Linked DNA regions of Homo sapiens: region 2 is linked to region 1. Evidence: read pairs that join two places in POLR2A ChIA-PET (ENCODE). Cell type or tissue: GM12878. All regions are shown on one strand. Links, peaks and the distances in the headings refer to the core of each region. The heading gives the core; the rest is flanking DNA. Region 1 has its middle 14 kb from the start of CABP1-DT. Region 2 overlaps MSI1 (musashi RNA binding protein 1).

Region 1 (4,390 bases), core at 208-4,207:
TTTGTTTGCAGTGGAGCAAAAAGTAGAAATCTCCAAGGGCACCGCGGACCCTTCTCTAATGAATCAATGGAAACGCCCACTGATCTGGAGATGTAAGGGACGAGCCTGCTGGCTGTGATTCCCCACACCTGTAACAGGCTGTTTCCACTTCCTCAGGAGCCAGCTGTGAGAAACCCACAGCAGAACTGCCCACCTTCCAACAAGGGAAGCCTGCAGGAGAACTGCAGGCTTCAATGGGGATGCCAAGCCCATTTTTAGATCTCATCTGTTCTTAATGAGAAATGGGTCCAACCTTGCCCAGGTTTCTAGAACAATCCCTGACAGGGCTTTGGAGTTTATTAGCATGTTCACACGCTATCTGGCTTAATTGCCAGATGATCTCTTGTTTTCTCTTCTTTTTATGGTGCACTCCCTGGGACTAGCATAATACCTAGCATCTGGTAGGGATCACTAGATTTTTGTTGGAAGAGTTAGTTTTCATAAGTCATGAAAGACAGGCAATATTGTCATCATTTTTTTTTCTTTTGAGACAGAGTCTCGCTCTGTCGCCAGGCTGCAGTGCAGTAGCGCGATCTTAGCTCACTGCAAGCTCCGCCTCCTGGGTTCAAGCAATTCTCCTGCCTCAGCCTCCCGAGTAGCTGGAGCCACAGGTGCACGCAACCACGCCCAGCTAATTTTTGTATTTTTAGTAGAGACGGGGTTTCACCATGTTAGCCAGGATGGTTTTGATCTCCTGACCTTGTGATCCACCCGCCTTGGCCTCCCAAAGTGCTGGGATTACAGGCATGAGCCACCGTGCCCAGCCCATTTTTTTTTTAAGAGGTGGGGCCTCACTCTGTCGCCCAGGCTGGAGTGCTGTGGTGTGATCATAGCTCACTGCAGCCTTGAATTCCTGGGGTCAAGAGATCTCCCACCTCAGCCTTCCAAGTAGCTGGGACTACAGGCGTGTGCCACAGTGTTTGACTATGTCATCAATTTTTTTTTTGGGACGGAGTCTCGCTCTGTTGCCCAGGCTGGAGTGCAGTGGCGTGATCTTGGCTCACTGCAACCTCCGCCTCCCTGGTTCAAGCGATTCTCCTGCCTCAGCCTCCTGAGTAGCTGGGACTACAGGCCCAGGCCACCACGCCTCGCTAAATTTTTGTATTTTTTAGTAGAGACAGGGTTTCACCGTGTTAGCCAGGATGGTCTCGATCTCCTAACCTCGTGATCCGCCCGCCTCGGCCTCCCAGAGTGCTGGGTTTACAGGCGTGAGCCACCGGGTCGGGCTTACATGATCATTTTACAGATGATGAAACTCAGGCTCAGTAATGATATGACTTGGCCCAAGGTCACACAGCCAGGACATAAATCTATGCAGGCAGCTGGCTTGGGGTTACCAGAAAAGAAGAGAAGGAACTCCGTCCCAGTGGTGGCTACAATTTGGGAAAACAAACTTTACTTATGAATATGGGAGGACTTAAGAGAGCTTGCGCCTTTGGAATCCCAGTACTGCACTTGTGCACTTGGACAAGTTCTAAAGACAACAGGGGCCAGGCGCGGTGGCTCATGCCTGCAATCCCAACACTTTGGGAGGCCAAGGCGGGTGGATCACCTGAGGTCAGGAGTTCGAGACCAGCCTGGCCAAAATGGTGAAACATCATCTGTACTAAAAATACACAAAAATTAGCTGGGCGTGGTGGCACGTGCCTGTAATTCCATCTACTTGGGAGGCTGAGGCAGGAGAATAGCTTGAAACTGGGAGGCGGAGGTTGCAGTGACCCGACATCGCGCCATTGCACTCCAGCCTGGGCGATAAGAGCACAACTCTGTCTCAAACAAACAAACAAAAAAAAATGGGGCCTCAGTTTTTCTATCTGTAAAATGGACACACCAATGTGTGCGTCCCTCTTACACAGAGCCTGTGGGAGTTACAGTGAGAAAATGCAGTTCAATGCCTGCCACCGGGTGGTGCTCAATACACTCCCACCCCACATTGACCTTTCAGGTGATATCTGGAACCCCCCACCCCCTCTCACCGCCGACCAGCCCCACTGCTGCACCGTTGCCTGCCCTCGCAATTTTGGGGCGGGACTGGAGAGAGCCTGCTGAATAATCGCCCTGCGCATGCGCAGCCGCCATGAGTCACGTGGCCTGACGCCACCCAAGTCCTCAAGGGCGAGGCCTCAGGAACTTTCTGTCGTCAGTGGGGACCCTTGGGACAGCTTTCTTCTCACCTCGGCTGGAGCTTGGGGTCCTTGGAACACCCGAGTGTGCACTTGAAGGGCTGAGAGAGAAGGCAAAGACCTTCCAGAACCTCAAATGAGGGTTCTTTTGACCTTCGTATGTTTTCTGTTTTGAGTCAGGGTCTAGCTCTGTTGCCCAGGCTGGAGTGCAGTGGTGCAATCACAGCTCACTGCAACCTCTGCCTCCCAGGTCAAGGGATCCTCTTGCTTCAGCCTCCTGAGTAGCTGGGACCACAGGTTCGCACAATCACCCAAGCTATTTTTTTTTTTTTTTTTTTTTTTTTTGAGACCTAGTCTCATTTTGTCTCCCAGACTGGAGTGCAGTGACGCGATCCTGTCTCACTGCAACCTCCACCCTCCGGGTTCAAGCGATTCTCTTGCCTCAGCCTCCCTAGTAGCTGGGATTACAGGCGGCTGCCACCACGCCTGGCTAATTTTTGTATTTTGGTAGAGACGGGGTTTCACCGTGTTGCCCAGGCTGGTCTCGGGAACTCCTGAGCTCGGGCAATGCGCCTGCCTCGGCCTCCCAAAGTGCTGGGATTACAGGCATGAGCCAACGCGCCCGGCCCACCCAAGTTATTTTTAAAATTTTTTTGTAGAGAGGGGGTCTCACTTTGTTGCCCAAGCTGGTCTGGAATCCTGGCTTCAAGCGACCTGCCCGCTTTGGTCACCCAAAGTGTTGGGATTACAGGAGGTGCTCCCAGTCACCCTTTCCATGTTTGAGGGAGGCTTTCCCAGGCCCCTGGGACCAAAGGAAACCAACCAGGGAAATGGCTGGCCTGAGGCAGGTCAGCCCTTCTGGGCAGCCCTTCCTCATCCGTTCACCCAGGTAACAAATGAGCCCTTCCCTGGTGTTCAGCACTAAAGATACAGTGACAAGGACCCAGCTGGGGAGATAGACTTTCCCTGGGAAGTGGAAACTGAGTGGAAACTGAAGGGATGCATCCGAGTTAATCTGGGGGAGCTGGGAGAGAAAGAGGTTGCAGACGGACCAGGGACATTGAGGAGGGTAAAAGCTTTCAAGGGGGAATGAGCCTGGATGGTCTCGAGAACTGATGGGCGTGGGAACAGTGGCCTTGGGAAGAATTTTGGACTTGATCCTAAGAGCAGCAGGAAGCCACTGAAATTGGGGGATAATGTAATTTTTAGAGTCCTGCACTGAATCATTTTGCTTTTCTTTCTCATTCAGAAAAATGGATTTTGAATTCCACACCTGCCATACTAATTTTTAAAACTTTATTTTCAGAAATAGAAAAGAAGAGAACAATGGACTATGTGTTTCTTCTCAGGGTTAAATATGCTAAAAGACGCAAATTGCCTAGCATTCTATATGTGGTCTATAAATGGTAATTCCCTATCTCTCCTCTAAATTCCATTCCACAATTTGCACCATTCCAGGAGCATTGGAGGAGATCAATCCTCCCTACAGACTAAAGATAAATTTCATTTGAAGTACCTGGGTGGATGAAAAATTTGATTAGTTCAAAAGATTAAAGGGTAATTATTTTACAAATTATTATTCAAATAGTATGCTCCCCATGAGCATACAACATATTATTTGATTTATGGAATTGCAATTTACATTCAACTTTTTAGGAGCACATTTATTTATTTACTTAAAAAAAATCGTTTTGCGACAGAGTCTTGCTCTTTCATTCAGGCTGGAGTGTAGTGACATGATCATAGCTCACGCAGCTTTGATCTCCCAGGCTCAAGCAATCCTCCCACCTCGGCCTCCCTAGTAGCTGGGACCATAGGCATGCGCTACCGTGCCTGGATGATTTTTTATTTTTAGTAGAGATGAGGTCTCATTATGTTGCCTGAGCTGATCTCAAACTCCGGGCCTGAGCAATCCTCCCACCTCAGCACCCCCAAAGTGCTAGGATTATAGGTGTGAGCCACTGAGCTCGGCCTAGAAGCATATTTATTTTAGAAAACAAGACTAAGTTTCAAAAAGGCAGGGGCCACGTCCATGTTTTTCCCCCACTGTAAGATCACCACCTTGCTGGACATATAGTAGACTTTCAAATATCTGTTAGATAGATTTAAATACTGAAATATATTTTCTGCTACATTGAAAGTCAGGGGCCTCAATTCTAGGGTTTTCTCTTTATAGTTGTTAACATGAATTTTGATGGCATGAGAATGCTTGTTCTCTGAATTATATG
Region 2 (4,390 bases), core at 197-4,196, 270 kb before region 1:
TGCCTAACTTCTTTTTCCACCTCTTAAATGAAGGGTGAAAACAGCTCATGAATCACCTTAGAATAAAACTTTCTCAATGTTCTAAATAAAACAAAGTGAAAGAGACAAGACAACTAACTACAATACCTGATTCTAGCCTGGATCTTATTCTGAAGGACAAAAATATTCTATAAAGAGCATTACTGGGTCTGGCTGGCCATGGTGGCTCATGCCTACCACCACAACACTTTGGGAACCTGAGGTGAGAAGATTGCTTGAGGCCAGGAGTTCGAGACCAGCTGGGCAACATAGTGAGACCCCGTCTCTACCAAAAAAAAAAAAAAAAAAAAAAAAAAGAGCATTATTGGGTCAATTGATAAAATTGGAAAATAGAAAGTAGATTAGATAAAAATATTGTATCAAGGCCGGGCGCGGTGGCTCACGCCTGTAATCCCAGCACTTTGGGAGGCTGAGGCGGGCAGATCACGAGGTCAGGAGATCAAGACCATCCTGGCTAACACAGTGAAACCCCGTCTCTACTAAAAATACAAAAAATTAGCTGGGCACGGTGGCGGGCGCCTGTAGTCCCAGCTACTCGGGAGACTGAGGCAGGAGAATGGCGTGAACCCAGGAGGCGGAGCTTCCAGTGAGCCAAGATCCCGCCACTGCAGTCCGGCCTGCGAAAGAGTGAGACTCCGTCTCAAAAAAAAAAAAAAAAAGAAAGAAAAAAATATTGTATCAATTATAAACTTAGGAAGTTGATAACTAAACTGTGGTTACATGAAAGAATATCCCTAATCTTAGGAAGCATCAAAGGGTAAAGGGCCACGATGCATGTAACTAGCCCTCAAATGATTCAGTGAAAAATCACAAGTCTGTGTGTCTATACATGTGTACATACATATTTGCAAACACACATACACACACATATATACACATAGAGTAAAACTGATCAACCAAAATGGGGGCAAAATGTTAAGAACAGGTGAATCTGATAACAGGGTATATGGATGTTCTTTGTACTGTTTTATTTTTGCAGCTCCTCTGAGTTTGGGATTACTTCCAAATAACATGTTAAAGAAAAAAGAAAAGCTTCAAGGAAGACTGTGCCCTATTTGGAGGCTGCTCGCCTCCCCGACTTCTGACCCTCTAGCCCATGCCGTGCCCCCTCCTCTGAATTCCCAGAGTACCTCTCTGTGTGCCACTCCCCCATGCCTGGCATAAAGACCCCCTTGTACTGTTCTCTTTCTGTGTGTACACATCTCATCTCCCCAGGGAGCCTATGAGCTTCCTGGGGGGCCAAACTCAGATTTACCACCCTCAGTCTTGGACCCAAAGCACAGCTGACTCCTGCTCAGCTTTCAAGGCTCATGGCAGCCTTCACCTCTTCCAGGAAGTCTCCTCAACCTCCAGGTGGGTTTAGGGGCCTCCCACAGCCTCCAGTCACTCTGTAGTGGCAGTGCCCATTTACTCCTGTCTCCAACTTGAAGGAGAGCCCCATGAGAGCAGGCTCTCCTTCTCAGAAGTTGCTCAATAAATATTACCTGAATGAATAAGACCAGGCAGCCTTCCTTTTGCCCCCTCCAAAGGCCTTTGGCCTTTGCAAATGCTGTTCCCTCCGCCTGGAACACTTTTCCCCTTCCCGTCTCTCCAGCCTCCCCATCACTGGCTCCTACTCCACCCGCAGACTCAACTTAAATGTAACTTCTTTTCCCACTTCTCCAAGTCACGGTCAAGTTCCCTGTGACCACACTCCCTCGGCACCCTACACTTCTGCATCTGAAATCTATTTTATCTTCTTACTTGTTTTCCCTGCCAGATTGTAAAGAAAGTCATTGTTGCAGTTCCTGGCATAATGTCTGGCATATAGAGTTGCTCAATAACTGTGTACTGGATGGATGAATGGATAGAGGAATGGACAGATGGAGGGATGGATGGACGAGAGAATGGACAGATTGACAGGACCAATGAATATGGTTGGACCTTTCTGCTGGCTACCACCAGAGGGCAGCACCCCCCAACCAAACCACCCCACCTTGGGTAGGACTGCCAGACCCGACAGATCCCTTGTCCCCACTCCTGCTCAATGACTCAGACAGGAGGAGGGCAGACCACAGGGGAGGTGCAACACCCACACAGCCCCTGCTAGTCCTGGGAGCAGTTCTGGCAGAAAGAAGCCGCAGGCGCAGGCTCGCGCATACCCAGCATGCCGATGCCCAGCATGAAGGCGTCCATTCCGTAGGGCATGACTCGAGACCTCCCCCGGGCTGAGCCCGTTGGCGACATCACCTCCTTTGGCTGAGCTTTCTTACATTCCACCTGCAATGAGACCTGGCGGTTAGTCTTTCCCACAGAGCTAGAGTCATTAGCCCTCTTGTTCCCTGGAAAGCCCCTTTATTAATTTTATTAATTTCACTGTCCAGCTGAAAACTATTTCATGGTTACCACTGATGGAGCACTCACTATGTGCTGGGGAGTGTGTAAACGGCTTTGCATGCAATCGTTCAATGAATGCTTACACCAATACTACCAATACTATGATGGAGGAGCTTTTCCAGTCCCATTTGACAGATGTGGAAACTGAGGCTCAGAGAAGGGAGGTCATCTGCCTGATTAACTACCGTGTGACACTGCCTCCCTGTCTAGGTTTTTAGGGGTTGGAAGAACTGGCTCTGCCTCCACTCACTCGAAGCCCCTCTGCCTGCCTTTAGAACCTCATAGCTTCCCTGGCAGGCCCCACAAGGAGCCCCAGTCTTCTCTGTGCCTGCGCTCCATCCAATCCCAACTCACCATGTTTTTGTTTTTGTTTTGTTTTGTTTGAGACGGAGTCTCACTCACTCTGTTGCCCAGGCTGAAGTGCAGTGGCACAATCTCAGCTCACTGCAACCTCCACCTCCCGGGTTCAAGCGATTCTCCTGCCTCAGCCTCCCAAGTAGCTGGGATTACAGGCACGCACCACCATGCCTGGCTAATTTTTGTATTTTTAGTAGAGACAGGGTTTCACTGTGTTGGCCAATCTGGTCTCAAACTCCTGACCTCATGTAATCTGCCCACCTCAACCTCCCCAAAGTGCTTGGCTTACAGGCGTGAGCCACTGCGCCCGGACCCAACTCACCATTTTGTTGTTGATTTCATGAAAATGAATTTCACACACTTTCTCCACGATGTCCTCACTCTCAAACGTGACAAACCCGAACCCTAGAGGTTGGACAAAGGATAAAGGCAAGGTCAGAACCAGAGCGCAGGGTCAAAACTCAACCCCAGGTCGTACCAATATCCCCGCTCCTCTCTCTCTGGCGAGTGAGAGTTAATGAAAGGCTCTGCTCACAGCCTGGAATCCTCTCAACTATCCACTGAGACAGGGTTTCAAGTCCCAGAATACAGATGAGGAAAATAAGGTTCAGGTAAGTGAAGTAACTTGCCCAAGGTCACACAGCAAGTTAGAAAGTGGTAGAGCTGTGATGAGAATACACTCAACATGCTTTTTCTAGTCCTCAGGTGTTTTCCAAAGAGGGAAGAAGGAACACACATGCACACTCATTTAAACTTACACAAAGGTGTACATGTCCAAACATACAAATGTACATAGACACACATTCACGCATGCATACATCTAGATACCTGCGTATCACGCAGACACATGCAGTTACCCTGACATACCAGATATAAACAGATATTTAGGCACAGATACCCCCTTTTGCACAGATACAAATACACACACACACAGAACACATACCCCACTCCCAAAATGGACTAAAAGTCCTGAAACAACTGGAGAAACAACCCTGTCTCCTCCTGGGTGTGCCCCAGGGACTGGAAAGGGATTTCTCAGAAGGTAAGGCCCTCGGGAGAAAAACAGCCAGGTGGCGCACACGCACACGGTGTGGCCCAGATGCTCACAGGTTCAGAGGCAACGGGGCTGGGGGCTGGGGGCTGGGCAGGAGGTGACTGCCTGGGGCTGTGGAGTCAGCCTGACCCTGGGCGGCCTGGCCTAAGCTCTGGTTACCAGGGACAAGGTAAGCCCGGGCAGAGGCAGACACCACTAGGGTGGGGGTAGGAGACTCAGTGGGTTGCAGGGACTGGGGGGGTGGGTACTCCTCTGTTCGTCTCGTGTGTCTGCAATTCGGCAAGTTTCTAGCACAGGAAATGGTGGGACAAAAGCCTTCTGTAAGGCCAGGCCTGGGAGAGGACGCAGATCCTGGGGGATAGGATGTCAGAAGGCGAGATGAAAGGGCAGCTGTGACCTGCAGCCCCCTGGCTGACCACGGGGCCCAGCCTGGGAAGGGGGAGGGGGCCACACTCACCTCGGTGCCGGTTGGTGGTTTTGTCAAACATCAGCATGGCGTCGTCCACCTGAAACACAGCCCGCCATGGAGGACCCAGCAGATACCAGCGGAACCCACTACCACCA

Evidence for each region. ChIA-PET counts read pairs that join two places held together with the same protein. Peaks named below come from ENCODE experiments on the same cell type or tissue, not always from the same donor. Only the 100,000 strongest peaks of a DNase experiment are listed, where the experiment ranks them.
Region 2: POLR2A ChIA-PET joins it to region 1 with 7 read pairs; 1 of 35 experiments calls an interaction of 5 or more read pairs at or near these places.

What each region holds. Positions count from the first base shown.
Region 1 is chr12:120,623,846-120,628,235 of GRCh38, forward strand. No RefSeq gene overlaps it. Among named protein-coding and RNA genes, the nearest start is that of CABP1-DT, 14 kb to the right of the region's middle. In GM12878, for the core only: no CTCF peak of the experiment used is centred there; a DNase peak (open chromatin) is centred at 2,086.
Region 2 is chr12:120,354,722-120,359,111 of GRCh38, forward strand. It overlaps MSI1 (musashi RNA binding protein 1), which reads right to left. Exons shown (of 15, transcript NM_002442.4): 7 at 4,284-4,332; 8 at 3,095-3,177; 9 at 2,181-2,298. Among named protein-coding and RNA genes, the nearest start is that of MSI1, 12 kb to the right of the region's middle. RefSeq lists enhancers at 1,714-2,214, 3,651-4,263, 4,264-4,390. In GM12878, for the core only: a CTCF peak has its summit at 1,978 (motif pointing right); a DNase peak (open chromatin) is centred at 2,000.